Regions from separate parts of the Homo sapiens genome. Here all the other regions are linked to region 2. A link is an interaction called in ENCODE POLR2A ChIA-PET data of the cell type or tissue named here. Cell type or tissue: GM12878. All regions are shown on one strand. Links, peaks and the distances in the headings refer to the core of each region. The heading gives the core; the rest is flanking DNA. Region 1 overlaps LINC01435 (long intergenic non-protein coding RNA 1435). Region 2 overlaps LINC01435 (long intergenic non-protein coding RNA 1435). Region 3 has its middle 33 kb from the start of LINC01435.

Region 1 (10,957 bases), core at 3,009-8,008, 100 kb after region 2:
GAGATCCTCTTATGAAGACAATTTGATTATATTTTCGTAGAGTAGTTACACAGTGCTGGGGGGACTGTTTCTTTCAAGATTTTCTTTTTGCCTTTTTCTTACAGCATTTTCACTATGACGTATATTTGTGAATCTCTTTGCTCTTATTCTACTTGGTGTTTGTTGTGTTTCCTAAGTTTGTAGATTACAGCTTTTCAATAAATTTGGGAAGTTTTTCAGCCATCATATTCTTGAATATTTTATCTGTTCCTTTTTTTGTTTTCTACCTCTATTACTCCCAGTACAGATAAGTAGGTGTATCTAATAGTAACCCCACATTTCTCTGATGCTCTATTCATTTTTTCTTTTTCTGCCCTTTGGAAGTATAATCTCTATAGATCTATATAACTTCTCTAAAGCCTTATATCAGTTTAAAGCTGTTACTGAAACCACCCTCTAGTGAATTTTCATTTTAATTATATTTTTCAACTCCAGAATTTCTATTTTTTTGTATAATTCCTATTTCAATACTATCTTTTTAAAGCAACATTACCGTCATACTTTTAACCAAGGTTTTTTAAAATTCTTTGAGCTGTTTATAATGGTTACCCCTAAATCTCAACTTTATCACTTTCAGTTTCTGTGGACTGTTTTTTCTGGTGTATTGGTCATACTTAATCTGTTTGTTTCTGCTTTGCATTCCTCAATTTTTGTTCACAGTAATTGGAAACTTAAGATAATGTAGCAACCCTAGGCACTTCAACTCTCCATAGCTTATTACTGAGGTTTGCTTACTTACTTAGTGATAGTCTGGATTATTTTAGAGCAGTCTAACTCTCCTCCTCACTCCCCTGTAGTGTGAAGCCCCTGAAGTTCATTTTTTTTTTGCCCTTTGGAAGTATAATCTCTATAGGTCTATATAATTTCTCTAAAGCCTTACATCAGTTTAAAGCTGTCACTGAAACCCTCACCCCAGTGAATTTTTATTTTAATTACATATCTTTCAACTCCAGAACTTCTATTTGTCTTTTTTGTAAAATTCCTATTTTTCAATATCATCTTAGAGTAATGTTACTGTCACATTTGGGTATCCCAGTAGTTAGTAGGACAACAGTGATTATAAGGCCTTCATTAAGGGTCTCTTTCCCTAATACACAGCTGCTATGTTCTAACTGATGACCAATTCTGACCAATTGTGCCGTTGTTTTCACTGATGCGATGGGGCATGCCCATCACAGGTTAATCAAATTTAGAGTCCTTTAAAGCACGGGCCCCCAACCATTACCAGTCTGTGGCTAGTTAAGATCTGGGCCACATAGCAGAAAGTGAGTGGCTGGTGAGGGAGCTTATTGCCTGAGTTCCGCCTCCTATCAGATCAGCAGCATTAGATTCAAATAAGAGAGTGAACCCTACTGTGAACCATGCATGCAAAGGACCTAGGTTGTGCACTCTTTAGGAGAGTCTAATGCTTGATGATCTGAGGTGGAACAGTTTCAAGCCGAAACCATCCCCCACTGTCCGAGGAAAAACTGTCTTCCACGAAACTGGTCCTTGGTGCGGAAAATGTTGGGAAACTGCTGCTTTAAAGGGACAGTTGCTGAGGTCAGTGTTCATATTTGTTTGAACCAGTAGTGCTCTTTCTGCTGACACTGTCCTCTTCTCTCCACTGAACTGTGAACCTATCATTTAGCAATGAATCAATTTCCCAGTTGCTTTTCACCGTCGCTTTCACTGTTGTGCTGAGTGCTCTCAGGGTTGAACTTTTTCAATCTCATCCTTTGGGGTATACAGGTATAAAAGGAGCTCTCTGTTCTATATCCTGTTTCTCATTCTGGGCAAAATATTTGAGCTGCTGCTCTGGTGCTCCAGGCAGGGAAAGCAACAGGCCGTAATTTGAGTGACCTTGAGTTGCCAAATGACAATTGATGTAAGGTGGGAAGCAGCCTCAGATCTCTTAAGATTGCCCTCTCACTGAGCAGCTACCTTCTCAAGAGTCTGAGCACTCTCTATTGTATTATCACAATTTTTCTATAACTCTACACCTATCCTAAAATTTTTTAAAACATGGTAAAAGAAATGCTCAACTTCAGTGAATTCCCATTAATGAGTCTCTTGGACTACCTCTTCAGTGTAGGTGTAGGGATGTATATTTGGCAGGATGAAGAAGTAGCATTTATGTGGAGGGAAGCAAAGCAAAACACCTGCATTTTGCTAATTTTTTTCTGGGAATTGTCTACATATCCATTTTGCTAGCATGCTACAATGATTATAAATAATGTAGACCTAAAATATTAAGAACATTATTTCAAAATCATTAGTGATTACCCTTAAATTTCATTGCTTTTTTCCAGTTCTATTTTTGCATAGGGATCTATCTGTACTTTGATACATTAATCTGGATTCCTACCCATGGAGTAATTACTCCACATAGTGTAATTCTCACACACTTATCCTGACATAAAAAGAAGTAAGGCTTACAAAAAGACATTAACAAGTAATTCTGCAAATCTGTGAAGCTTTTGTGAAATGAGAAACAGCTCTTCTGGGCTAATGAGTAGCATTTGTGATTTGGGATGCCACGAGAATCCCAGATTACTTTCTCCCATCTATACAACACAACTGGCCAAAATACTGCTTTGTTAGTAGGGTGCAGGTTTATTTTCCAAAGATAAGCCCTTACTCTTGGGTAGTAAAGGTATTTTTGGAGGCATATTCCATGTTCTTTTCATGACTGAACTAGCCAGCTTACCATTTAGGACACTGTGCTTCATGGAAGCACTGAAATTTAAAGGCTGAGATAGTTGATCTGCTGGCATTTGCTTTTGTGTCTTAGAATGGTCTATGGAATGAAATTTATCTTCCAAAAGCATATTTTATGAAAGCTTGCGTATAAAACTTTCCCATTACAAGTTAGTAAAAGCTGACTTATTAACAGCTACTCTTCAAAGTGGTCCGATCACAGATTGAGAATTTTAATGAAGTTACCATGAAGGAAATGAGTTATGTGTCCGTGCACACACACACTAGAATTTTTACTATTTTGTTACAGCTGTTATCTTTTGGATATTTGATTGTTGACTAATACATACAAGAGTGTTATTAGTTTTGTAAAGACCGCAAAGGAATCTGAAGACATTTCATCCTTCTGAAATAAAACTATCTACTGGAAAAGGTTTAAGCTTAAAAAAATAATTTGAAATTTTCAAATTTCCTTTTCCTTCCTAAAATCTCCACTTGAACTTTATACTAGCCAGCAGCAGGGGACCTGGCTTGGCACATATTTTTGTAATACAATTGAATTTTAGGCTCAAAAGATTTTCCAGGTCATTTAATCCAATCCTTTTATGTTTATCAGACCAAATTTTCTATTGTCATTTAAAAAAGACTATTTTTAAAATTTCTTACATACCTTATATTCTGCTTCCACAAACATCTGACACAACCACAGTTCAACTTCAAAACTAGTAGGAAATTAAAAAGTTATGATATGACCATTCTACACACCTTAGTCAACTTTTGCCAATTGACCTAATGTCCTTTTGTTGGACTAGGATCTAATTCAGGATCATAGGATGTATTTTCTTACTCCTAAATCTCCTTCAATCTGGGACAGTTCCTAAGTCATGAAAGAACTTCGTGACGTTGACACTTGGAACGTACTGTTCCTTAATTTGTAGAAAAGTTCCTCAGTTACAACTTGGTCATTTTCAAACTTTAAGCAACCAAGTGTGGTGATTCTCAGGAACTCACAGCATATTAGTGGTGAGCACCTTCATACACAAATAGAAGATTGCTAACCATATGCAAAGTTTATTCCAAGATTTCAGACGGCATGCCAGCTGCTTCAAGGGTTGAGGTGGGGAATGTGATACAGGTCAATGAATTGGTTTAACAGTCATATAACAAACGTAGTAGATAAGTCTCCAATAGATGTCCGATTTCCTACGGAATCTTGGGTTTAGAGCTAAACCCTGGGACTAATTGGTGTGCTCCAAATGAAAATGTTCCCAAGCCACAGTTTTGAGTTCCTTTCTTTTCCCCTAGTGTGGTGTGTGTGGTTTTTTTTTCTAAAGCCATAGTGTAGGCTCACAAAACATTTAGAATATGGCTAGTAACAAAGTGCTCTTTCAAATGGGATTACGCAAGACTGGCTTTGGGCAGAGTGAGTGCTACAGAAGGTCAAGAAAAGGGAGCAAAGCTGGAGACTGATGGGAAAAACCCTAAACACACATACGCTGACGCTCACAATCATGTACTTCATAAACATACTTCATCTGCACACGGCCCCACCTCCGTCCCCGCTGCCCTTCTGTGTTTCTCAGCCAGGACACGCAGCCTCTGCTGTGGGTTTACACCAAGGTGCCAATGTAGAGACTAAAATGGACAGAGCAGGAATCCCTCTCCTCTCCAGGACATTTGCTGGAGTCTCCAGTGAAAACGCAGTAAACAGCAGGCAGGGTCCGTGGCGCTTGCAGTTCGACCTCAACCTGCAGCCACGGAGAGCTGTGGGGAGAGCGGAGCTGAGGCCCCGGCAGCTCCCGGTCCCGCACCGGGCTCTGCTGGCGGCTGCCGAGTTCCTGAGACTCCTGCCCCCGCCCGTGTGGCGGCGCCTCACTCCGCACCTGCGGCAGCCCCTGCCCACGCCGCCTCCACCCGCCCCGCCGCGGCCCGACTTCGCTAAAGTTAGGGTCCTGAGCTCCAGCACCCACAGCCGCCCGCGCAGAGCCCCGCGCCGCCACCTCGGGTCCCGGACCCTTCGCCGCCGCCCTCGCTCCCGGGATGGGAAAATTTGGCGCCGGTGAGCGCGTTCCTCGGCGGCGCGGCGCGGCGCTCTGGGTCCTCCGTGTCAGGGCGTCTGCGGAAGCGGCTCCGGTGGCTCCTCTGCTCCTCGTGGCACGCGGCCCAGACCCCCAGAGTACTGTCCGTGCCGGCACTGCGAGACCGGGCTCCTGCTGCTCCTCTCTCCTCCTGGGGTGCCACCAGCGCCCAACGATGGGAGAGGTGAGCAGGAGCCTGCGGGAGCGCAAAGTCCCTGAAGACTGGGGGCGACGGCAGCATGGAACTCCGCGGCAAGATGAAGATCCCTGGCTTCCGGATGGAGGAGCTGCGGCTCACTAGCAGCCTGTCCGCGGAGACGAGGAACCCCACCCACAAAGATGGTTCCTGGGTGCGACCAGGCAGCGTTGCGAGTAGCAGAGTGGTGATGGGGTGGGGTCGGGGAGCGAAGCGGGGAGGGAGTGTGAAAGTGGGCTTGGAGGGTCAAGGGCAGAAGGTGATTTGAGGCTTCTGACTTGAAGTGTGCAAAATAAAGGCTATGCTTGCCTTCGCCAGGAAGTATTTCATCTCCAAGATGGGCCTCAGTCCTCCTGGAACTCCCATCTTCATCTCTAAGCTCCAAACCTGGAAAAAAACAGCTTTCAAGTAAGAATGTAAATCCCTGGTTTCTGTCAATATGGCTTGTGAAGCTGAAGACCAGGCAGAGTAGGGTGTTAAATAAGTGCATAGTATGCGGTGGTGAAAGGGTTAACGTTGTAGGGCAGGCTGACATTGCCCTCAAGGATTCCCACTTCACTTGCTGTAAGCTTACTCTGGGGGCTCCTGTCTGTGATGACAAATGTCTAGGTTAATTTAAAGGGGACAAAATCTCAGTGGACAATCACTGCCTTCTAGTGTGGTCCCTGTCTCTGGCACTGAGGAGATGGAAGTTACATGGAGAGCAGGCACCATCTTTCTGAGAGAGAAAGTGATTAAAGCTGGGGCTTTACAGCTTGTGAATTGATTGTTCTCCAATGTGATTTAGTCCTGGAAACATCAATATCCAAGGGACTACAACTCCCTGTTCACTCTTCATTGCCTGACCACCTCTAGTGAAACCTGAAATAAAGACTTTTCCATATGAAGAAGGGGATTAAGATTCCAGGAGGCTGAGCCTGGGGAGGGAGAGTGGGTGTGTGGTGAGCTTTTGCAAGACAAAGTAGCAGGGCTGACAGCTAGTCATTTTTTTTTTTTTTTTTTTTTTTTTCCCCGGCCATGTCAGGAAGTTTTTTTGTTTGAGTGAATAAATCTGAAACTCTTTAACCTATCAGAAGTATCAACTTAAAGTGAACCTGGAAACTTAGTGACAAATAGTAAAACAACAGCTTTGGTGATTAAAGACCATTTAAAAGTTGTCGAGGCTACCACAGAACAGGCAGTGAGAACACGGTAATCAAAAGTGGGTAAAAATGGAACACATAAGTAAATAGAAGTTAGATCTGGAAATTGCGAGTTTGCTCTTTGAAATATGCACTGATTATCCAGCTCAGTATCAGTCACCATACCTTAGTTTGTAATGCAATTGCAAGAAACCTTCCCAGAGACATGACACTGTATTCCCATTATTAGCTTTTAAAATAACAGTTTTGGACAGTTTACAACACATTTACTCCTTGGGAATTCTGTTGTACATACTTATAGATTGTATTGAGGCAAATCATAACGGCATTTAGCATTGATAGTCCTGTCCTGAGAACATCCACACAGCTCTAGTATGTTACCTTAGGACAAAGGGTTCTGCTTTATGTCGTTCTGTAGAATTTTATTGAGGTAACTGCAGTAGAGATTTTATCCAGCTCCTGGAGACATTTGACTTCACTGCCTACGTTAACAATCATATCTTTTAATATCAGTAAAATATTCAATACTATTAACACATCACCACTAAAATAAGCATCTCACTTAAATCTAAACTTAAAAAATGTTTCCCTTCTTTTGGTAGTTAACTCAGAGTTGCTGGCTTTAAGTGCATCAAATATTATAAGCACTGGGAAACAAAACTTTTGGACTAGAAATAGATACTGTTATACTAAGCTGCAAATTATTAATCCTGAAATATTTTGGCCTGACGGAGAGATTATGCATCTTTGGCAAACCAAATGTTCACTTAAATGACAATGTTTTGTCAGATTGTGTGTGTGTGTACATGTGCACACATTTATACTTACAAGTCCAGTAGAGACAAGTGTGGGTCAGGCTTTGGATAGGTGGCTTTTGCAGTAAGTCTACTAAGGCTATTGAATGTAGTAAGTAATAGGGGAAGTGACTTAGTGTTTTAGCACCCAAAGTTTGCTAAGCAGTGAGATCTCTCACCTCTGAAGTCTTGTATTTCCTAACGCCAACCTCCTCAGCCACACACACACTTTTTCAGTACGTATGTTCATGTTTTCAAAAAGGGCTAATTTCATCTAAACACATTTATCTGTTTCAGCATCATGAAGGAGGTAACGTTTAAAGCTATTTTTGTAAATTGGAGCAGGGGAGGATCAGATGAAACTTAGATGGAGGAAACTGAATTAAATGAAAGCAGAGTGGAGACCTGACTTGTAGTCTTATTTGTTATGTACCCTTGACAAGTCCTATTTGTTGTAGTAATCTGCGTTTGAATTTTCTCATCTGTAAAATGGGGTCAGTGCCACTCAGAATTCATCCACAGAATCACATAATTTGATAGAAATAACAGGGCATTATTGTTGTAAAGTCCTGTACATGGGTGTGTCACTGCCTTTCCACTATTTTTCTTTCTCTCAGATTAATAAAGGACAGTTCATTAACCCCAAATCTAATAATAAAGTTGAAGACTTATGGTTTCTCACTTAGATATCCTACCTTAGAAAGAAGCACCATACGCCATAATATACATCCTTTGGAGTTCTCTGATCTTTATCTAAAAGTTTGCTGCTAAGAGAGACTAATGATTATAATAACATCTGAACGACAGGTACAAATAGATGGTCATTATGAGCTGCCCATCTAACTTTTCAAGAATTCTGGATGGTTTCCTTGCAGCATTCCTCTCTCCTGTTCCTTTTGCTGATGCTTTTGGGGAAGCCTTTTGAAGATGTAACTTCTGCCTTGCACATGATTAGTACTCAGAATTTTGTATGGATTCATTAGCTAATGCTGGTTAGCATTTTAGAGTGCAGTGGAAGACAGAATTTATACACACATTCAGACACAAAGCACTAAATATACTAAAACTTGTACATGATTAGTACTTTCCTCTGTGTGTGTTTTGTATGTTTTGTTGTGAATGTGTTTAGTGCAATTCCCAAAATTTGAGAGCCATTATTTAAATTCATTTACTAATACAGCCTTGTTATATGGGACTGCCTTTCTCAACGGAAACCTTTGCTAGACCCAGTGGGGGAATCTTGTGGCATGAAAGATGCTGAGTAGGGACAGTTTGTTGCGAGCAAGAACGTGTTTCATCTGCACCACTCATTTTATACATGTCATGTGCTGTGATCTAATTTTACATATAATATGTAGTACTTTGTGTCTGTGAATGTGTATAATTCTGTCTTCCATTGCATTCTCAAATGCTAACCAGCATTAGCTAGTTAATCCATACAAAATTCTAATTAGGTGGATGGTATTTTCTCTTCACATTTTTATGCTAAACATAATGTTTCACTTTTTCACTGTCTCTTTAGCATTAGCAATGTTGTTCAAAGAGATATTAACCTAAGACCGTTATCTGCAGTATATTACTTACATCATTATGATGGTATTAATGCTGCATTCTGTTACATGACTGGCTGCTTGACATCTGCTTGTGTGCCATCAGCTATTTTTAAGCACGACATGTATCAACACAACCTTGGTGGTAATTACACTGGGCCAAGTTTTTTGTTTTAATAAAATGCTTTTATTTAGCATCTTTTAAATTTTCACAATCTTGTGAAGGTGGGATTATCACTCTAATGACACAAAACTAAGGTTAAAAAAGGATCATTGACTTGGCCAAGATGATGTGAATGGTCAATGATAGAACACAATGTGGAATTCACATTGATCTCACTCCAAATCTGCCTTATAGTTTTTTAATGTAGAACTTAGAAATCAGATCCTTTTAAGAACTGTCTGTAAAATTATTCATCTTGCGTGGATTTTAGCGGCAGCTGCAAGCAGGCAAATGTTGGTAATGGAAGCTTCATCTTATGAAAGGTAAATCTCTTCACATTTTATTCTTTACTTTCAGTAGTAATTGCATTGTTTTCACACTGTCCTCCTCATCTTTAGTCTTGAAGTCAATGCTTGGGTGATTATTTGATTATTAGGTCATCGGAAAATCTTGAGATCTGGTCTTTGTTAATACATTTCTGAATGAGCAACTAAATCTGACTTTATTTCAGAATTGACTGAAAACTGGTGTTTATTGTATAAGTTTTTTTTTTACTTGGCTTTTTAGATTTTAGTATAATTGGCATTCTTTAGCAAACTTACTTTTTTTTTTTCTTTTTTAAAAGACGGAGTCTCACTCTGTCGCCAGGCCAGAATGCAGTGGCACGATCTTGGCTCACTGCAATCTCTGCCTGCCGGGTTCAAGCAATTCTCCTGCCTAAGCTTCCTGAATAGCTGGGATTACAGGATGGTACCACCATGCCCGGCTAATTTTTATATTTTTAGTAAAGATGGGGTTTCACCATGTTGGCCAGGCTGGTCTCTCTTGACCTCATGATCTGCCTGCCTCAGCCTCCCAAAGTGCTGGGATTACAGGCATGAGCCACCGCGCCTGGCCTACATCTTTTTTATGATCAGGGCTCTGATCCTAATAAAAAATGCAAATGCAATGTGGCATGAAAGGGCAAGGTGTTATAGAAGAAAAAAGTATAAGATATGAAGGTAGACAGACCTGTGTTCAAATATAAGACCGCATTAATATCTATCTTAAAAGTAGACTACCTGCATTCTGCTTTCTGAAGAATAATCAGTAGCTTTTGTGAGGCCCTGCCCAGGCTCCCCTCAATATATTAGTGTCTTCAACCTGAAAGCATTGAGCATCTTGCATGTGTAAAGCTCTGGGGAAACAGATACCACATTAATCTATGCCTTTGACTTGAGAGTGTGAAAACATTATGTTGGGTCTTTTTCCTATTATTCATATGCATATGTTTATAGAAGCCTCGAAATTTGAAAGACAATACTTAAATCAGGTATTGATATTTGTAGTAAGATATAAAAGCATTATTAGTCTGATATCTTTGTGTTGGCAAACATGCAATACTTGGCTACCAAATGCATAATCTAGGAACAGAATTTAAATCTTTTTGAATTTACTGTTACCCCCTAGAAAAGATAATATTGACTCTGAGAACGACTTACATGTTTCGTAGAAAGGACTCTCAAAACCGTAGAATTGGCCAAGCGCGGTGGCTCACGCTTCTAATCCCAGCACTTTGGGAGGCTGAGGTAGGTGGATCACCTGAGATCAAGAGTTGTAGACCAGCCTGGCCAACATGGGGAAATCCTGTCTCTACTAAAAACACACAAAAAATTAGCTGGGCATGGTGGCACAACCATGTAATCCTAGCTACTCAGGATAGTGAGACACAAGAATTGCTTGAGCCCAGGAGGTGGAGGTTGCAGTGAGCTGAGATCACGCCACTGCACTCCAGCCTGGGTGACAAAGTGAGACTCTGTCTCAAAACAAAAACCAAACAAAACATAGAACTGGGCACAAAAATACATGCAGTATTTTATTAATGCTGTTAAGAATTGCAAATATTTATGGAGTATTAACTCTTCCAGAGAAAATGCTAACAACCTTATATACTTTTTCTTATTAACTTTAAATTGTGCAGATATCTTCTGAGCACCTGATATGTTCCAGTCACTGATCTTGGGATGTGTGTGAAGTGGTACAAAATGTTATGATCATTCATATGAGACAGTAGATGATGTATGTTACCTGAATGACAAAAGTGCTAGAGAGTAAAGATGAGATGGGAACCTTCTGGCTCAGATGGTTATGAAGGCTGTGGCAAGAGTGGTGCTTAACCTAGATCATGAATAGGAGGGATAAGTTTAAAAGGAGTGTTTTGAAATGGCTGTAAGTACAGGATAGATAAAGGAACTGCAAGAACAAATGTAGGGAGAAGAGAGATTAAGATTCACTCATCTGTAAGATCACTTTAGAATGAATGTAGGTATATTTCAT
Region 2 (10,957 bases), core at 3,284-8,283:
TGTAATGTTTCTGCCAAGAGATCCACTGTTAGTCTGATGGGCTTCCCTTTATATGTAACCCAACCTTTCTCTCTGGCTGCCCTTAACATTTTTTCTTTCATTTCAGCCTTGGTGAATTTGAGGATTATGTGTCTTAGGGTTGCTGTTCTTGAGGAGTGTCTTTGTGATGTTCTCTGTATTTCCTGAATTTGAATGTTGGCCTGTCTTGCTAGGTTGGGGAAGCTCTCCCAGATAATATCCCAAAGAGTGTTTTCAAACTTGGTTCCATTCTCCCCATTACTTTCAGGCACAATAATCAAATGTAGGTTTAGTCATTTCACATAGTCCCATATTTCTTGGAGGCTTTGTTCATTCCTTTTCTTTCTTTTTTCTGTAATCTTGTCTTCATGCTTTATTTCATTAAGCTGATCTTCAATCTCTGATATCCTTTCTTCCGCTTCGTCAGTTTGGCTACTGATACTTGTGTATGCTTCACAAAATACTCATGCTATCTTCTTCAGCTCCATCAGGTCATTTATGTTCTTCTCTAAAGTGGTTATTCTAGCAATTTCTCTAACTTTTTTCAAGGTTCTTAGCTTCCTTGCATTGGGTTAGAACATTATCCTTTAGCTCAGAAGAGTTTCTTATTATCCACCTTCTGAAACCTACTTCTGTCAATTTGTTAAACTCATTCTCTGTTTGTTCAGTTTTGTTCCCTTGCTGGCAAGTTGTGATCCTTTGGAGGCGAAGAGGCATTCTGGTTTTTGGAATTTTCAGCCTTTTTGTGCTGGTTTGTCCTCATATTCGTGGATTTATCTACCTTTGGTCTTTGATGTTGGTGACCTTCAGATGGGGTTTTTGTGTGGATGTCCTTTTGGTTGACGTTGATGCTATTCCTTTCTGTTTGTTAGTTTTTATTCTAACAATTAGACCCCTCAAAGATTGCTGTCTGTTCCCTCCTCTGGAAGCTTTGTCCCAGAGGGACACCCACCAAATGCCAACCCCAGCTCTCCTGCATGAGGTGTCTGTTTACCCCTGTTGGGAGATGTCTCCCCATCAGGAGGCACTGGGGTCAGGGACCCACTTGAGGAGGCAGTCTGTCCCTTAGCAGAGCTCGAGCGCTGTGTTGGGAGATCTGCTGCTCCTTTCAGAGCCAGCAGGCAAGAGTATTTAAGTCTGCCGAAGCTGCACCCACAGCCGCCCCTTCCCCCAGGTGCTCTGTCCCAGGGAGATGGGAGTTTTATCTATCCAGACTGGGGCTGCTGCCTTTCTTTCAGAGATGCCCTGCCCAGAGAGGAGGAATCTGGAGAGGCAGTCTAGCTACGGCAGCTTTGCAGAGCTGCAGTGGGCTCTGCCAAGTCCGACCTTCCGAGCAGCTTTGTTTACACTGTGAGGGGGAAACTGCTTACTTAAGCCTCAGTAATGGCAAACACCCCTTCCCGCATCAAGCTCAAGCATCCCAGGTGGACCTCAGACTGCTGTGCTGGCAAAGAGTATTTCAAACCAGTGGATCTTAGCTTTCTGGGATCCATGGGGTTGAGATCCGCTAAGCTATACCACTTGGTTCCCTGGCTTCAGCGCCCCATTTCCAGGGGAGTGAATGATTCTGTCTCACTGGCATGCCAGGTGCCACTGGGGTATGAAAAAAAAAAAAACTGCTACAGCTAGCTTGGAATCTGCCCAAACAGCCTCCCAGTTTTGTGCTTCAAACCCAGGTGCCTGGTGGTGTAGGCACTTGAGGAATCTCCTGGTCTGCAGGTTGCAAAGACCATGGGAAAAGCATAGTACCTGGGGTTGGAGTGCAGTGTCTGTCATGGCACAGTCCCTCACAGCTTCCCTTGGCTAGAGGAGGGAGTTCCCTGACCCCTTGCGCTTCCCAGGTGAGGCGATGATCAACCCTGCTTCTGCTTGCCCTCCGTGGGCTACAGCCACTGCCTTACCAGTCCCAAAGAGATAAGTCGGGTACCTCAGTTGGAAATGCAGAAATCACCTGCCTTCTGCATTGATCTCACTGGGAGTTGCCGACTGAAGCTGTTCCTATTCAGCCATCTTGCCAGCCACCCCTACACTTTCATTTCTTATTTAAGCAATCTCAGTCTTTCCTTTCTTCCTTAGTCCAGAGAGCTAAAGGTTTCTCAATCTTAATATTTTCAAAAACCAACTTTTGCTTTCACTGATTTCCTCTAAAACATTTCTACTCTGTATTTCTTTTATCTCTGCCCTAGTATTTATTATTTCTTTATTTATGCTATTTTTAGGTTTAGTATGCATTTTTTCTATTTATTTAAGTGGTTATTGATTTGATATCTTTTTTCTACTGTAAATGCTTATAAGTATAAAATTCTCCCTTAGCAGCAATTTCTCTATTTTCCATAAGTTTTGATGTGTTGCGTTCCTGTTTTTATTTGTCTCTAAGTGTTTTTTAATTTCTCTTGTAATTTGTGTCTTAAGTCTCTGATTATTCGAGTGTGTGGTTAAATTCCACAAATTTGTAAATTTTCTAGTTTATATTTTATTTCTGGCTTCTAGTTTTATCTGTTTGTGATTGAAAAATATACTTTGTCTGATATCTATTTTTTTAATCTGTTGAAACTTAATTTGAGGACCAACATATGGTCTATCTTGGAAAATGACTCATGTGTACCCTAGAGTGTGTATTTTATTTTTGTTGGGTAGAATTATTACGTATATGTCTTTAGGATCTAGTTAATTTGTTGTGTTGTTTAAGTTCTCTATATCCTTATCTTCTGTCTAGTTGTTCTATTTTATATTTAAAAAGAGGTTTATAAGTCTTCAAGTATTATTGTAGAACTCACTATTTCTCCCTTCAATTTTGTCAATTTTTGCTTAATATATTTTGATAGTCTAATATAAGATGCACACATATTTTTATTCTTATATATTCTTGCTATATTAGATATTTTACTTATATAAAATGTCCTTGTCTCTTATAAATGTTTTTGCCCTAGATTTTATTTTATATGATAGTAGTATAGCCATGAAATATCTATTTCATGAAATATTGTAGTATTACTATTGGGATGAAATATTCTTTTCCACACATTCACTTTCAACCAATTTGGATTTTTGGTTATAAATTAAGTCTCTTATAGACAACATATTATTGGGTCATCTGTGTTTATGCATTCTACCAATCTCTGAATTTTGATTGAAGAGTGTAATTCATTTATATTTAAAGCAACAACTGATAAAAGACTTATTCTGCTCTTTGCTATTTGTTTTATCTATGTCTTAGAGCTTTTTATTCCTCATTTTCTGTATTACTGTCTTTTATGTGTTTAGTTGATTTTCTTTCAGTGAAACATTTAGTTTCCATTTATTTATATTTTGTAGGTATTTTCTTTGTAGTTACAATGAGGGATTACATTTCACATCCTAGAGTTATTACATGTATTACAAATGTGAATTTATACCTATTTAACTTGAATAATATACTAAAAATCTGCACCTTTAATAGCCCTAACCATACCTCTTTCAGGTGTTAATAAAAATACATCTTCATAGAGTGTGTATTCAAATACATTAAAAACTTTTAATGTGTTATTCTCTTAAATTATATAGACAACAAAATGTGAAGTTACGAACCAAAGATACAGTAATACTAGCTTTTAGACTTACAACTTTTGATGTATTAGTCTACTAAATCATGCAAAAAATGGAATTGTACACTATTACTGCAATAATGCTAGCTTTTATAATTGCCTATGTATTTATTTTACTCAGGTATTTATTTCTTTTAATGAGTTACTTTATAATGATTTTGTTTGTTTGTTTGTTTTGTTTTGTTTTGTTTTTTCCATTTCAACGTGCAGGTCTCCCTGAGCATTTTTTGCAGGACAGGTGGAATGGTAACAATCTCACTCAGCTTTTGTTTATCTAGGAAAGTCTTCATTTCCCCCTCTCTTTTGAAGGACAATTTTGCCAGATATAAAATTCTTGGTTGACAGTTGTTGTCTTTTAGCACTTTGAATGTATCAACCCACTACCTTCTCCCCTCAAAAATTTCTGATGATAAATCTACATATAACTTTATTGAGGGTCCCTTGTATGGGATGAGTTGCTTCTCTCTCTCTGCTTTCAAGAATCTCTTTGTCTTTGGATTTTGACAATTTGATTGTGTCTCTCCATGGGGGTCTCTGAGTTAATCCTACATAAAGTTAATTGAGCTTTTGAGAATATTTATATTCATGTCTTTTATTAAATTTGGCAAAATTTCTGCCGCTATTTCTTCAAATATTCTCCCTTCATTTTTTCCTATTCTTTTGGAACTCACACAGTGTGCATATTCACCTGTTGGATGGTGTCCCACAGGTCTTTTAAATTCTGTTCACTTTTTTCAGTTTCTTTTCTGTTCCTCAGGCTTGATAATTTTGGTTGTCTTATCTTCAAATTCTCTGATTCTTACTTTTGCCTGATGAAATATGCCTTTGAATCCATCTAGATAAATTTTTTATTCTAGTTGTTGTATTTTTCAGCTCTGGAATTGTTTTTTGGTTCTCTAACTGTTTTATTTTCTGTTTTGTTTATACATCATTTTTCTTGACTTTATTCATGTCATACATTAGTTCTTGGAGCACTGTAAAGACAGTTGTTCTAGTCTTTGTCTGGTAGCTCTGCCAAGCATTTCATTTGTAGGCTGAGTTTCTGTTGTTTTTGTTTTTTACTTTTTATTAGCCATATTTTTCTTTTTCTTTTTATATCTTATAATCTTTTGTTGGAAAATGGACATTTCCATCTAATACTGTGGTAGCTCTGGAAATGAGGTCTTCTCCTTCCCCAGAATTTGTTGTTTTCAGTTTTTCTTTCTTTCTTTCTTTTATTTTTGGATCATATCTGTACCAAGTATTAGAGTGAGGTATAATCCTATGGTCTTTTCACGTCTTTTCTTAGTCCGTGCTTTCCCCTGGGCATGTGTGGTGACTTTCTAATTTTACCCATATATGAGAATGCCTTTGAGTGCCTTGGTCTTCAATGTATGGCTCCATAAAGAGGAAAAGGAAAAAGAGAGATGGGGGTGGCACCAGCACCAGTTCTTTAAGTCTCCTAGGAGACACCTCAGCCAGGGTGTGAGGTGCTTGAAACAATAAAAGGAGAGGCACCAATGGTTACCACCTTTATGTGCAACTCTTGTGATCAGAAGCAGTGATCAGTGATGAGAACCCAAATCCCTCATATTAGCAAAAAAAATGGTCCTTTGTTTTGCCCACTTGGGCTCCCAGCAGCTATGTGCAGGTTCTTCCTGGAATATGTGGCTGCATGCCATGGGGCTAAGGGGTGGGGTAAGTTAACTACTACTATGGTAAAAACTCAAATAAGACCGGAACACCTGAAATCCCAGCATATTGGGAGGCCAAGGCAGGCAGTTTGCTTGAGTCTAAGAGTTCAAGATCAGCGTGGATAACATAGCAAAACCCTGTCTCTACAAAAAATACAAAAAAAAAAATTAGCTGGACATGGTGGCCTGTGTCTGTAGTCCCAGCTACTTGAGAGGCTGAGGTAAGAGGATTGCTTGAGCCTGGGAGGCAGAGGTTGCAGTGATTCAAGATCTCACTACTGCACTCCAGTCTAGTTGGCAAAGCAAGACCTTGTCTCAAAAAAGAAAAAAAAAAAAAAAAAAAGAAAAAGAAAAAGAAAAACAAAACCTTCAAATTAACCAAAATTAGCAGAAATGTATTATTCAACTCTTCTTCTATAAGTTGCAAGCCTTAAATAGACTCCAGATTTACAAAACTGTTATATCAGACAGATTCTGACATTGCCTAGATAGGAAAACAGATTTCTGGTGCTGCCTACTCTGCCATATTCCCAGTACATGCTTAATGTTGATTGTTATTTCTGCCCTGCTGTTTGAAGGTGCATGTGAGAATGCGGTACTGGTGCTAATTCCTATACTCATTGTTCAACCCTGAATGAGTCATTTCTTCTTTCTGGGTTTTACTGATCTCATATGAAAAAGGTTTACTTGATGCATTTCATGTATTTAAAACCCAAGCAAGCAGTTAGGTATTATGCAGTTAGGTATTGGAGGTTGAAAGGTGCGTGATAAAGGAAATGAGAGAGTCTTCAAAGGTGTGGGTAAGTATTGCATTTATTGATCTATTCTCTGGTCATAAATTGCATTCACTTCATGAAAAATCAATGATTTATTCACTTTGTTATATTCCTGTTTTATTTCCACAAGAATATTTACTTTAAAGGAAAATAAACAACATAAAAGAGTCATACCTAGAATTTTCATTTGTTAAAAAATGCAGTTATAAATACATTTAAAAATAAGCAAATTGACAGGCAACAGAAAAATGCAAAACCTTATGTGATACTCATCTCTTTTGAGAGGTTACTATTTTCAGAGGAAGGCTGAGGTGATAAGTAACTGTTGAAAGAGAAAGACATACCAGTAGAAACCACATTTCTGCATGGTATGGTTTATTTTTGACAGCAAATGGTTAATTAAAAGACCGCCTAATAAAAGCTTCTCTTTAAAATATGTCTTGGAAACACAGGGTTTGATTTGTTTTATTAAGCTTTATTCTAAGACGTTATAGCTTTTAATAAATTGCACATAGAGGCAGTAAATTGAAACCTCTGGTTATAACAACCTTAGCACCTCAGCAGCCATGTTGTCCACCCTGTAATGCTGTTAATGCACAGCATAATGTAAAAGGATACTAAGGCTCTTAGAACACAGGAAGAGTGGGAGCAGGTGAATAGGGACACGATCAGTCCTGCTAACACTGATCACATTTGGATAAATGTAACCATTTTTTGTCATTAATGATAACTTTCAATTATGCCAGAACCTGTATATATAAGGAATGGGCTAGAGACAGTTGAGGAAAAGGAGAAAGAAAATGTTTGACTGTGGCAACTGAACACCACAGTATCTTCAAGTTGAGAATTGGAATTGAAATTCATTCTGACCGTGGTGGGTTCATTTCCTTCAATTGGACAAACATGAAGTTTCTTGGGTGCTTTGAGATGTAGCTCCTTGAGCAAGCTCAGGAGCAAAGACTATCTTCTTGTATTTTACTCAAAAGGCTAAGAATTCGTGTTGGAAAACTGCAGTTTTATACAATGAGAATCCATAGGAACGTAATTTGAATAACCATTATGAAGGAGCGTCTGGCAATCTCTAGCATATTGAGCATATGTACACCCTATGGCACAGCAATCTCACTCCTAGGGATATTCTCTAGAGAAACTCACTTTCCTGTGTAATTTGAGACATGTATAAATATATGTATAGCAGCATGTTGTTAATAGTAAAAAATAGAGAACAAAACTCCAACTTCTATCATATAAAAGTATGTTATATTTATACATTAAAATACTACTGAGCAGTAAGAAGAAATGTATTAGAATCTCTTGAGTAAAAGCAAGCTACAGAAGAAAAAAGAAACACGTATTTTGAAAGTATAAAAATAATACTATATATTTTTATGGATCTATGTAAAAGTAATAAACATAAGACACAGGAATGATAATTTGAAATTTATTATGGTGGCTGCTTCTGAAAACATTTGTAAAAAATTTAAAACTAGATTTATATTCCATCCACTTATCCATATGCCAATTTATATTTATATATCTATAATTGTGTGTGTGTGTATATATATATATCCAATAAATACAGACATATATAAATACAGATATATATATAAATAGATAAATATTGGATATATATATATATATATCTCCAATAAATGCAGAACTTCCTTCTTGTGGTATGCCCTTATCTAAGAGCTAAGAGATCAACAAAAGAAGACTACAATATATAGCCGTGTGTTGCTTAATGATGGGAATACGGTCTGAGAAATATATTGTTAAGTGATTTCATCATTGTGTGAACAACATACAGTGTACTAACACATATCTAGATGGCATAGCCTACTACACGCCTAAGCTATATGGTATAACCCATTGCTCCTAGGCTACAAACCCACACAGCATGTTACTGTACTGAATACTGTCAGCAATTGTAATACAATAGTAGGTATTTGTGTATCTAAACATATCTAAATGTATAAAAGTTCAGGTGCAGTGGCTCATGCCTGTAATCCCAACACTTTGGAAGGCCAAAGCAGATGGATTACTTGAATCTAGGAGTCCACACCAGCCTGGGCAACATGGCAAAACTCTATCCCTACAAAAAAATTAGCCAGGCATGGTGGCACACACCTGTAGTCCCATCTGCTAGGATGGCTGAGGTGGGAGAGCCCAGGAGGCTGAGGCTGCCATAATCGTGCCACTGCACTACAGCCTGGGGGACAGAACAATACCCTGTCTCAAAAAATAATCATAATAATAATTTAAAATAAACATAGAAAAGGTATAGTAAGAATAAAATATTATAATCATATAGGACCACCATTGTATATGTAGCGCATTGATGACCAAAACATCATTATGTGCCACATGACTGTAGTTCTTGTTCTCAATAGAATTATAGCTTATCTGGAAGACACATAGTAGCAGTTACACTATAGTGTAAGCATTTAGTAGTGGATAAAACTGTCTGAAATCGAGATAGAACATGAAACAAAAGTATAAAAAAACCCTGCCTTCCACGATGTGTCTGTGGATGGGGGAAATAATGTGTGTGAGGCAAAACTAACTCTGCAAGCACAGAATATAAATCCTTTCACTGAGTTCTTAATTTTTCTTTTCAAGATGCAATGAAATCCATTGACTTGACAAATGCTCCCATTCAAACCTCATCTTTTCAAGCAATTCTTACAATAGTCTGATGTTCTGCACAAAGAGTGGTTTTTGTCCTATGGAGCGTGCACATGTTTTTTTAAATGTAAGCTCTGTCTGTGAAATCAGATCACTGATAGGCGTCATATAAATTAGTCATTTTTTTTTTATTTCAAAAACACCATGTTTTCCACAAAATCCTTTATATAAGAACAAAATGCAACAGACTGGAGAAGAATTTTACCCTCAAGAGAGAACAAAGGTATAAGAGACATTTATGGTCATTCTTGACAATATTTGTGTGGTATCATGCAGAGGATATTAAGGGACAGAGGAGGCTAGGTCACATGAAAGGACCTTCTTCAACTCTGAGATTATTTAATTTCAGCTTTCAAAAGTGGTAAATGTCTTCAAATGTCACTCTGTATCTTTAAGAGTCTACCATTGTGGAGTGTCATCCATTGGTGTCTATATTTTATCGACATAGATTTTAGTCTAGTTACTGTTTGGATGATTTTTGAAAATAACAAGGCTGATGCAATTACATCATCTATTTCTGTCTTAAAATTATCTCTTTTGAAATTCAGATAGACTCTCTAGGTCTTGTATTTCATAAATTAGGATTTTATTTATTTAAATTTAGAGCTGAGTTCTTCTCGTCTGTCTATTTGTCTATATCATCTGAACACCACAGTAACTTCAAATTGAGAATTGGAATTGAAATTCATTCTGACCATGGTGGGTTCATTTCCTTGAATTGGACAAACATGGTGTTTCTTAGGTGCTTTGAGGCATAGCTCTTTGAGCAAGCTTGGGAGCAAAGACTATCTTCTTGTATTTTACTCAAAAGGCTATATCCTTTACAGCTGTCAATCCAGCTCCCCATACTGTTTTCATTTCTCTACGATGAGAGAAGCCACTTGAGTCAAGTTTTGCAGATTTTGTTTTCAACATCCTTATAAGTAAGGTCTAGAAGTTACTATTGAATCCATTTTCCAGACAAGGAAACAAACGCAGAAATACGTTAATTTTTCTAGATCATGATAACCAGACCCAAGCCTGGGGAAGTTAGCTTCCAACCTCATGTTCTCTGCTATCTAAACCTAAAATGTAGTCAAGTTTCATACAAACACAAATACACATACCCACCACGAACTCACCCACCCACACCCAAACACATACACACACAGGCACTTCTAAAGGTGGGTGGAGGAAAAGAGGCTGTATACTATATATTAAACCTGTTTTTTTATCCTAAAATAAGAAAAGAGGCTGAATACTAATTATTAAACCTGTTTTTTCCTATGAAAATAAGGAAGGTTTGGGTAGGGAATGGATATTTCATAATGAGGGTTTATAAATCCTGTTGCATGATTAGACTGTGTCATATTGCAACAACATCATAGTTTTAATTCAAACCAAGAATCCAATACTCCTTAGAAATTATATACTTTCAAGTGTCCTTAATGTCAATCCAGAGATCATGTCATTTGATGCACTTTATAAATTGCTATAATTCAAGAAAGAAAGGATTTCATAGTCAAATGTCTGAAATAAACTGGGAGAATTAAAGGTAAGCAACTTTCTTCCCTGTCATATCTCAGAACATTTAACGTATTAATGTGCAACTGCATTTCTAAGATGGAACACAGAATGCAGCATTTTCCAAACATTTGACTACAGAACACTATTTTTTACTATGTATCTTGCAAAAGTGTCTTGGGGAAACATTGCAGTAGTCCAAGCCTTTTCTTTTACCAAAGGGGAAATTAAGGTGTGGAGAGGTGGAATGATTTACCAAAGATAGACACAGCTTGATGAAGAAAATTAAGCTAGGCAGATGGGGAAAGATCATTGAACATCATTTTGCCCCCAAAATGGTGAATGCCATGAGATAATATTTTATAGCCTATATAATGTTAATGGAAAAAATACATTCTCCAGACAACTAAATAGGGAATTATGGTGGGTGGATGGATGAACAGATAGACAGATACACACATACATATGTATAAAATATATATATATATAATTATGTTATATTTTTATACAATTTATTTCACACTTAAAAAGGCATTCATCATCATTAAACAGTATATAGAAGACATACAATTTTATTTTGGTAGCAATACTTCTGCTCATTCATTAAATAGCTATTATGCATTTAGATACCTAGAATATCAAAGGGAGCTTTAAATCACTAACATTGCCTGCACATACAGAAATTCTCCAACAATAACATGCTGGAATGTGTTAATAT
Region 3 (10,957 bases), core at 3,970-8,969, 86 kb before region 2:
ACTCAATTTTCCATCTCTAAAATGGGAACATAATACCTCTTAGTGAGTTCTTAAGAGTATTAAGTGACACGAGGCATCTGAAGTGTTTAGTATAGTACTTGCTTAATAAGTGGTATAACTAAGAAAAAAATCTACATTCATAAGAGGCTCAGAATTCAGTAGTATCATACAACTACCAAAACCTTAAGGCACGCTTGCACTGGGTAAGGAAGTAGGACAGAGTCACTGCTTAGTGGCTGAGGTCTCATCCTTCTTACTGTGAAAAGGGACAATGTGAAGGTTTTCTAACAAGTCTAACATTTTTTGGTGTGTAATTTGATTAATTATTCCTTATGCAAGGTTTCTATTGATATATTATGCAACTTAGTTGTTTAATATTCTATTTGCTTATATAGTTTATTTTGGGAATTTAATTATAATCACTTTATAATTGTCATGTTAAGACATTAATTGATATCATATCAAGTCATTAATATTATTCAGCATAAAACTCAACAAACCATGAACAAAACTTAGCCTAGGGCTTGCCTGTTGCAGCCCTGTCCTTTGTATGCTTTATTAGTTAATGGCATTTTAATACCTTAGATGTTCCATTAATAACACAAACAAACTAAGATATACTGTCATAATTCCGTATCCGATGAGAAGACTCAAACCTTTATTCCTGAAATACCTGTGCTATTAGAAGTCTTGCCTATGTTTCGTTATTGAAGTTTATTATTAACATTTTAAAATAGTAATATCAAGTAGGAGGCCATAGGACATTACATATTCCAGTCATATTAGTTTCTAACTCCATGTTTTCAGAAACAGTCCAATTTTCCCTTGGTAATCAGGATCAATTACCCCAAACAGTAAAGTAACCCTCTTCTTTGCCTACTGGTTCACTGGCATGAAAAGACCAATGTTGCTAAATGGCAGCATCTGCATCCAGTTAAATAAAATCGTTTTATTGTTTACTGTTTTGGAAGTTTCTGTCCGTTGGTACCAAAATCCTCTAAGCAAGCAGGACCTAAATTTGTGTAGTAGGCAGGAAATTTTTTTCTAGTGGATGATCAGGCAGGAGCAATAGAGTAATACCCATTATCTGCCTCCCTTCCTCCTTGGATCCTGGAACTCTGGAAATGGGAGAAAGAGTACTGTTTATCGATCACAGATTTGGAGAACATAACAAATCCTAGAAGACCTACCTTAGAGCCTCAAAGTGTTGTCACCCTCTGATGCCATCAATGCATTTTAAATGGTCACCCCTCTATTGTGTCAAACCAGTTTGCTTTATGATTATGTAGAATGGGATAAGACCATGAATTCCGATTTTTAATTCACGACTACACTCATTTTCTATAAAATGCGTTCCCTGATAAGAAGCAATGCTAGGTGGCATGCATGACAGTAATTAAGGCATCCTATAAAATTTTATTTTCAGAGAATCATTATAGTCAGAAACGCACATCCGTTTTCCAAAATAAATGCTTATTCCATTGAGAACAATACACTGTTCCTTTCATATGGAAATACTCAAGTGTAATCAGCTAGTCATTCAGTGGCTCCATGGTCACCCTGGATAATTGTGAGCTCAGTGTTAATCTGTACTGTTGGCAGGCTGAAGTGTCAATGGTAGCTGTAACAAGATTAACCTTGATGAAGTGAAGTCCAAGTCTCTTGAGACCATGAATAAACTATAGTTCTACCACTGTGGCTGATTTATTCATGAGCCCATTGGGCAGGGAAAAGGAGGCCTAGGAAGAGAGGCTAAATGGCGCTCATTGAGTAGTTCATCGTAACCAGTTGATTTCTGAGATTTCCTCCAAGCCGAGAATACTCTTCTGTAAGCATGGGCATACTTATTCTCTAGACCCTTTGATCACCAATATTTCCATTGTCTTCTTTCTTTCCAGTTTGAGCATCCAGACAAACCACTAGTTACTATCCATGCAATAGAGTATTCTATACCTTTGGCCCTATTTTCTTTGACAGAAAATTCACCGCCTTCTGGGTTGAACAAATCTTTCATAATGTATGAAGTTGAGTGTTCAAAGTTTTAAAAAATTATCTGTAGTCAACCAATAACATTCTGACATCTTAACTTAATTCAGTGCAGACCACCTGTAAATTAATTTTCAGACACCTGACTAAGAAAACGGTTTGACCTGTTCCTCATTGCTCTTTCCTTTACTGAATCCAGGGATTTCAGCCAGTGCACCCCTTTGAAGCAGTTAGCTTAACCCAACAATGCATTTCATTCACTCAGAACCAAATTTCTCATAATGAATTCCCATACATAATTCAAGATTGGATAAAGTAAATTGTTAAGGTTGTACAATCTTATTGTTGTGTATGTCCCTCCTCAGGGCTCATACTTCATATTCAGTCTCCTGGGGGCTGCTGTCACTAAATCTTGTTATAAATTTAGATGCAAACAGAAGTTGCATGACAGGTCCTGAGCAGAATCCGCATTTCCCCAGAAGGCAACTACCTCAGGGGAGCCCATTACAAGTTATTTAGGAAAAGAAAAAAATAATAATATATTCAGATAGGAAAGAATGTGCTGCTTCTACTGGAAATTGACACTGTGAAGAATTTATAGGTTCAAGATTTTCAATCTCGTGAGAATTTTACCGTATATCTTCATTTCCCTTTTCAATGTCCCTCTTCTTTCCAACAATATCCTAACATGAAAATCCGAGAATCTGCCAGGTTTAGTCTTGGGTTTAGGTTTTCAGAAATCTTAATACCATTCCTAGAGTACTGTTAGGGCAGAATAAAAGTATTCTGGCTGCTTACTCAAATGTTTAGGAATTTGAACTCCTGAGCTCATCTTTTTTTTTTTTTTCCTTCAAAGTATCCAGCACTGTTAGAAGCAATCCAAAATAACCAGTCATTGTGCTCTTTTTTTCCCACTAAATTGCTCTTTGGCTCTACGGCAACTGCTACTGGATCACCCAAAGCCTTGCCGCCTGAAAGCACTTCACTCCAGGTGATGACAGTTCTAATTTTAGTCATATTTTTGCAATGAACCAACAGAGAATACCAACATTCTGTTTTTGCCTTGCAGCAGTGTAATTAGTCCTGTCAAATCTCATTAGATCTACAAACCAATTCTAGATTTCTACCCTTAAGCATCTCTTTCTATGGAAACACTTCTAATACCAATATCTGAATCTTCTGAATCTTTAATCATGGAGGCAGAGTACAGTATTATGGGATTAAGAGATTTATTTTAGATGTCAGATCTGTGGCTGGAGCTGGAGAGGTAAAGGTCGGAAATGAGTTGAAGGATTTGAGACAGGATCACTAATAGTTTTTGTGAAGCACTGGCATAGTTGAGCAAGTCAGCTTTTAGTGAAATGTGAAAATTTAAGCAAACCCCAGCTACCAAAACTGAACTGTGAAGGGAAAGCTAAAGGAGAGATAGACGCGAAAGTGTGCTGCTATGAGATGGCCACTTCTATGGTTCCACAGTTGTGGTTTCATCCGGTTGAGGGCTTATGGCTGCTCAGTCTGCAGTGTGGAAAATGAACCAGATGCAAATCTGAGTACAATAAAGGTAAACTGGATGTATTTAACTGTTTTGTATCTATACATGAATGTATCTGCCCACATCCACCTTCTGATATTAATGCAGCTGTTGCATTTTCGTTTTCCAAATCTCATGCCAATTTCTCTTGTTGTTAATCCTAATCTGGGACCATACAAGACTCGGGATTCTAGGATACATAGTTTCATTTTAGCTCAGTTTCCACCTAACCAAATTGACCTGGAAACATCCAGCACATATATAAGAATGCTTCATTAAATAAGTAGTCACTGTTTACCTTGGTATGATATTGCAGGTACTTCTCAGTGCAAATCAGAGCTTTCTATGAGCTATACCTGACCTTTCATATGCCAATCAATATTTCTCTTTCCAAATTCTAAACGGTATCTCAGAATCTATTGATTGCGTTTTTATTTTTCTGGAGAGCTCCAGTTTGTAGAATTCTAGTCTCCTACTACAAAGTAGGTTGCATTCTTTATGCACTGTGTCTGCTGAGTGTATCTTTTGTTTCTTAAATTCTAGTCTCTTGATTATTGTTAGTTTACTTGTTTGTTTGTTTGTTTGTTTTGCTTAATCCACAGAGTCAGATAAGTTCACAGTCAGTAGCTTCCTAAGAAAAAGTGTAGAAGAGGGAGAGAGAAGCAGGAGAGGGGGAGGAAAAGGAGAGGGAAGAGGTAGAGGATGAGAGGATGAAGAGAGGTTATGTATATCTGAAAATTGCTTTGAGAGTTTTGCTGAATATGTAATTCTAGGATGAAATTTTTTTTCCTTATAATATTATCAAATACATCGATCTGGTATTTTTTCTATCACAAATGATAATATTGAGATGCCTGATGCCATTGTATTTTCCCTTCTGTTTTAGCTCTGGAAATGCTTACAGTCTTCTGTTTTCTTTTTGAATTCTAACATTTGACAAGGTATGCCCTGATTTGGATCCTCATTTCACTTACAGTGTGGAATACTCAGCCTACTGTTTCTTCAATCTGGAAATGAACCCACGGTTTCTTAATTTCTTTTCTCTCAAGGTATTATTTGAAATAGGATATCAAGGTTGAATTTTTTTATTCCTGTTGTGCCCATATGAAACAAACTTATTATTCATTGAAACCTATTCTTTTTTATTTAATGTTTTGGGACCAATGCTCAGTATGAACGTGATGGTTACCAAACCCACTCCAGAGTGCCTCCAACCCTAGCCATGTTCTTTACCATCTGTGCAGTTATTGCTCATATTCTCTCTTTGTTTTCATTCTACACATCCAAACCCTACTTATTTTAAGAAGATTCAGTGCATGTCCCATGTCCTTTAGGGAACCTTTTGAGTGGTCTACTTGTTTTCTCTCTTTTTCTGTGAACTCTTTTTTTTTTTTTTTTTTTTTTTTTTTTGAGATGGAGTCTCGCTCCATCACCAGGCTGGAGTGCAGTGGTGCGATGTTGGCTCACTGCAACCTCCAACTCCCTGGTTCAAGCGATTCTCCTACCTCGGCCTCCCTAGTATCTGTGATTACAGGCACGTGCCACCATGCCCACATAATTTTTGTATTTTTATTAGAGATGGGGTTTCACCATGTTGGCCAGGATGGTCTCAATCTCTTGACCTCATTATCAGCCTGCCTCGGTCTCCCAAAGTGTCCTGCGAACTCTTGAACACCATACTTTAGCAATTTTAGGTATATAGAAGTAGGAAGAAGGCATTATAATGTTCTGAGTAGTATTTTTTGAATTCATGATAGTTTGGTCGTTCTAAGTATGTTTATTTAAATAATTTAGGAGGCTTTGTTATAAGTTATATTATGTATTGACTTCTAAAGTTTTTGCCTCTCCAGTTTCTTTATCAATGATTACAGATGAACTATTAATTTTACAATAGGTAATGTCATAGCATTATTTCATATTTGGTATTCTTATCTTTTCCAGCTATATTACTTATTAGTCTGTAATTTTGTAGTACATAGTTTTGAGACTGTAGAAAGAATTTCAGAAATTCATTATTTTCTCTCACTCTTTAATTATTTTCAGCTTGTCCTAAAAAAAATTCAAAGATTTTAAATGGCAAACAATTATTTATTTAAAAAATAGATCATAATACCTTAAGTGTATTTTATGTACTGAAATGTGATGCATTTTAGTGAATGTTCTCTGTGCAAAAAAAAAAAAAAAATGTGTAACCTGGTGTGCTTGGGTGAAGTAGTGTATAGATGTCAACTATATCCACTTGAGTGATAGTACTGGTAACTTCAGCTATATCCTCATTGATTTTTTTTGGCTGTTGGATCTGTCAATTTCTGATAGAGGGATGTTTATTCTCCAACTGTAATAGTGGATTCATCTATTTCTCCATGAAGTTCTATCAGTTCTTTTCACATATAGTTTGATGCTCTATTGTTGGATACATAAGGATTGTTATGTTTTATTGGAGTATTGACTCTTTTGTATCAATATGTAGTATCTTCTTTATCCCTGATCACTTTACTTGCTCTCATGTCTGTACTGTCTAAAGAAAATATAGTTACTCTTGCTTTCTTTTAATTAGTGTTAGCGTTGTATATCTTTCTCTACCTCTTTACTTTTAATCTAAATGTGTCTTCATATTACAAGTGGGTTTCTTGTAGATGATAGTTGGATCTTGTTTTTCAATCCATCTGACAATCTGTCTTCTAATTAGTGTATTTAGACGATTGAGGTATAAGGTGATTACTGATATCATTAGATTAATTTCTACCATATTTGTTACTATTTTCTATTTGTTGTATTTATTCTTTGTTCCTGTTTTTGTCTTCCACACATTTTTTTGTCTGTTATGGTTTTAATTATGTATTTTATCTGACTCCATTTTCTCCACTTTCTATCAATTATACTTTTAAAAAACATTTTTAGTGATAAAGTGATAGTCCTAGAGTTTGCAATGTATATTCACAATTAATCTAGGTCACATTAAAATAACATAATAGCATTTACAGGTAGTGCAAGTACCTTATAATAACAAAATATTCCCAGTTTTCCCTCCCACCCCTTGTATCATTGCTGTGATTTCACTTAAGCATATATAAATGTGTGTGTGCATGTATATATATATATATACACACACACACAAATATATTGTTGGTATTATTATTTTAAACAAGAAAATGATTATATCATTTAAAATTTAAAAAGTAGAAGTTTTCATTTTACCTTCACTTATTCCTTGTCATGGTCTTCCTTTTTTTAAAATGTAGATCCAAGTTTCTTCCCTCTCCTCTGAATAACTTCTTTTAACATTTTCAGGTCTATTAACAACAAATTTTCTCATTTTTTTCTTTGAGAAAGTATTTCTCTTTCACTGTTTAATTTCACAGAGTACAGAATTTGGTTGGTGTTTTCTTTTGAATATTTCTTTCAATACTTGTTTTCTCAACATTTAAGTGTCTCTCAACACTTAAAATATTACACTGCACTTTCTTTTTGCTTGAATGGTTTCTGAGAGAAGGTGGATGCAATCTTATCTTTGCTCTTCTATACATAAGGTTTTTTTGTTTGTTTTGCCTCTGGTTTCTTTTAGAATTTTTTCTTTATCTTTGATTTTTTTTTTTTTTTTTTTTGTAGTTTGAAAATGTTATGCCTAGGTGTAGCTTTTGGCATTTATCCTGTTTACTAATCTCTAAGCTTGCTGGATCTGTGTTTTGGAATTGACATTAACTTAGGGAAATTTTCAGTTATTGTTTCAAATATTGCTTCTGTTCCTTTCTCTCTTACTTCTTCTTATATTCCCCCAAACTGTTTATTATCACTTTTGTATTTGTCCCATAGTTCTTTGATACTCTGTTCTTTTTTTTTTTTTTTTTTTTTCATTCTTTTTCTCTTTGCTTTTCAGTTTTGGAAGTTTCTATTGTTATATCCTCAAGCTCAGAGATTTTTTTCATTAGCCATGTCTAATCTACTGGTGGGCTAATTGAAGACTTCTTTATTTCTATTACAGTGTTTTAATCTCTTGCATGTTTTTATTATTTCTTAGAATCTCCATCTCTCTGCTAACATTCATCTGTTCTTATATGTTATCTACACTTTCCATTAAACCATTTAGCATATTAATCATAGTTATTTGTTTGTTCTTTATTCTGATAATTCTAACATTACTGCTACATCTGATTTTAGTTCTGATTCCCAAACTGCGTGTTTTGCCTTTTCTACTAAATTGCCTTGTAATTTTTTACTGAAAGGCAGATATGATGTACTGGGTAAAAGAATGTGTGTTAAATTTAAGGCCTTTAGCAATGTAGTAGCAAGGTGTGAGGGAGGAGAAGCATTCTATTTCCATGATTAGTCTTAGACTTTGGATGAGACTGTGCCCCTGGCCTGTGGACTTCATCACTCCCTCTTTCTGTTGTTTGTTTATTTGTTTTTGTTTTCTCATCTTTAGTTGGGACAGGATTACTAGAGAGTACTGCGGTTGGATATTTCCCTTCCCCTACATGGATGACTAGGGGTGGTTAGAGTTGGGTGCCTATCCACTCCCTTGGGTAGGTTAGGCTCTAAAAAACCCCAGCAGGCTAGAGCCTCATAAATTATTTCTCCTAGGGCAGGGCTTTTAGTAAGAACAGAATGTTCTGACATATTTCAAAATGGTTACTCCCTGCACCCCCATGGAAGTATGGGGAGATTTTTCTCTGATATTCACTTTGAGGGTGAGATCAAACTCCTGGAGGCAAAATAAAAGTGGGGGTTCCCACCATGATTGGATCCTTCCGGAGTTTTTCACACTCAGATTTGTTCACGTGAAGCTTTCAGCAATTTGTCAATTAGAATTCAGGTTTTCCTAACCTACCACTGGTACCCATGGAGATTTCTTCTACTGGGTTTGTATTTCAGTAAATTGTGGCACTCAGTATTTGCCTGTCTGTTTCTCCAATTTGGGAGGATGGCAGTGGTTTGCACTGAACTTTTACTTCTCTGAAAGATCTAAAAATCTTAGAAGAGTTGTTGATTTTTCATTTTGCTCAGCTTTATATTTGTTATTAGGATGGATTGTTGACTTCTAAGCTCATGACATGCTAGACTGGAAACCAGAAGTCCATAATACTTTAGCACATTAATTTTATAAAGAATATAAAATTGTTTGAAAGCATTTTTAATTAAAATGAACTTCAGCAATTTCATGTCCAATAAAAAAATGCATTTGCTTTTCAATGCTGTCATCAAAAAATGTAACCATTTTAAATGACTTGGAAATACCCTTAGAAGAGAAGGCAAATTGTTTGCCTTTTTTAAACTGACAGATAAGATTGTATGTTTTTATCATGTGCAACATGATGTTTTGAAGTACATGTACACTGTAAAATAGTTAAATTAGCTAATTAACAAATGAATTATCTTGCATAGTTATCATTTCTGTGGTAAGAACAGGTGACATCCACTCTTTCTACATTTTTTGATACAATGTATCAGCACTAACTATAGTCACCTTGCTATGTTTACAATAGATCTCTTGCATTTTTTTCCTTTTATCTTACTGTAATCCTGTATCATTTGAGCAATATTTCCCCATCCTCCACTCCTGCCTAACCACCTCAGCCTCTGCTAACAACCATTCTTCTATATAATCAACTTCTTTAGTGAGATCATGCACTATTTGTCTTCCTATGCCTGGCTTATGTTATTTAACATAAAGTCGTCCAGGATCATCCATGTTGTTGCAAATGGCAGAATTTCATTCTTTTTTATGGCTGAATAGTACCCCATACTGTATATATGCCACATTTTCTTTATTCATTCATCCCTTGATGGACACATAATTTGAGTCCACACCTTGCTATTGTGATTAGTCCTGTGATAAACATGGTAGTACAGATACCTTTTTGACATACTGATTTCAACTCCTTCGGAATAGTTTTTTGAATACTAAATAAATATCTTATTAAAAAATTAAACCCTTATTTGTTCATGGTGACTGTAATAAATTTTGGCAAAAATATAGAGAAACTTGAACTGATTCTGGTGTTCTCATTGAGCTGCTAAATTTGTTACTGTTCCTCCTGCATAATACAGATGCCATAAGCCATGACTAAATGTACAGAAGGCATTTACTTCTGTTAGGTTTTTTGAGCCAGAAGACGCTTTATAAGTCACTGCATTATACCTTATAACTACATTTTAATTTAAATGTATTTTTAAACATAGCTTTTAAAAGCTCATCTCCTCACTGGCTATCAAAAGCAGTTTAATTTCTAAAGTAATAGCATATTTTAAAAATCTATTTAAAATGCTGTTAAGATCTTTAAATATTCTACTTTTATTATTTTTAAACTTATTTAATTACACTATAATTGTATAAAGCTCTAGAGCAGTGCTGGAGATGGTTGCAAATTGTCCAGTCTCATTTCCAGGCATACTATTGAAATATTTCATGAAATAACAAATTGATATCCAGGGAAAAGACCTGTAAGAGGTCACCCATGTAAAATCCAGTCTATACAAACATCTGAAAAGTAAAGGACAGAAAGCAAATTTAATCATATATGAGTACTTCGGGGGTGTGGATTGTAGCAAAACATGAGAGATTCTAATTTGTATGCAGTACATTCAAGGAAAGTAAATATGATGAGATTTAATACAAACATCTTAATTTTCTTAGTCAAGGTAAATGCCATTGCCAGTGGTTCCATTTGAAAGACTGGATAGTATTGATGGTGGTGGCAGCCTTTCTGGAGTGGCCACTTCGAGGACACCAGCTGCAGCAGGGTAGGTGGGGCCTGGGCTGTGTGTTCCATGGAGCCCAGCAGGGGCCAGGAACAGGTGATCACAGAGGGAGCCCCACACCCTACTGAGTTGGCAGGGCCACAGGCCGTGTTCCTGTGCACATCTGCAGCTGCACAGCCATGGCACTGGACCTCAGCATCCCTCGCTCTTGGGGCCCAGGAAGCACTCAACTCTCACAGGCTTGGAAGTGCCTGCTCCTGCTATGTGGCCTCTTCCTACTCCCAGTGACTGCCCCAGTGTGGAGCAAAGTTGTGGCCAAGCCCCAGTGCTGTTGCCACCTGACGGGGTGTGTACATGCTTGGGGTTGCATTGACATGCCAGTCTCCTGCCACCTTGGCCCCTCCAGACTTTGGGCACTAATGATTGTGGGATGGAGGCTGAGGGGCTCACTGTAGGCCTGCAGGCACCCCTTGGTGTGGAAAGCCTGGGTGCCGTGGATGGCATGTTGATGATGGGAGGCAGACAGGTTCATAGGCAGGAAAAGGTGGATCCCTGCTGAAACCCCACCTTCAGGTCAGGGTGTGCCTGAAGCCTGAGGGCTGTGCTACCAGTTCTGGGTGAAGTCTGCAACCTGGAGTGAATACTTTATTGATGCTTTCCAGCCAATCAGATGGTGCTTTTTCGAAGCCTACCCATGGCCACCCATGGACCAATTAGCATGCACTTCCTCCATTCTGAGCA

Evidence for each region. ChIA-PET counts read pairs that join two places held together with the same protein. Peaks named below come from ENCODE experiments on the same cell type or tissue, not always from the same donor. Only the 100,000 strongest peaks of a DNase experiment are listed, where the experiment ranks them.
Region 1: POLR2A ChIA-PET joins it to region 2 with 8 read pairs; 1 of 35 experiments calls an interaction of 5 or more read pairs at or near these places.
Region 3: POLR2A ChIA-PET joins it to region 2 with 8 read pairs; 2 of 35 experiments call an interaction of 5 or more read pairs at or near these places.

What each region holds. Positions count from the first base shown.
Region 1 is chr10:107,908,690-107,919,646 of GRCh38, reverse strand. The region is part of intron 4 of LINC01435 (long intergenic non-protein coding RNA 1435); the gene reads left to right. Among named protein-coding and RNA genes, the nearest start is that of LINC01435, 160 kb to the left of the region's middle. In GM12878, for the core only: no CTCF peak of the experiment used is centred there; a DNase peak (open chromatin) is centred at 6,006.
Region 2 is chr10:108,009,971-108,020,927 of GRCh38, reverse strand. All of the region lies in intron 4 of LINC01435 (long intergenic non-protein coding RNA 1435), which reads left to right. Among named protein-coding and RNA genes, the nearest start is that of LINC01435, 54 kb to the left of the region's middle. In GM12878, for the core only: no CTCF peak of the experiment used is centred there; DNase peaks (open chromatin) are centred at 5,927 and 6,299; H3K27ac peaks cover 781 bases.
Region 3 is chr10:108,096,913-108,107,869 of GRCh38, reverse strand. No RefSeq gene overlaps it. Among named protein-coding and RNA genes, the nearest start is that of LINC01435, 33 kb to the right of the region's middle. RefSeq lists an enhancer at 9,964-10,933. In GM12878, for the core only: no CTCF peak of the experiment used is centred there; no DNase peak of the experiment used is centred there.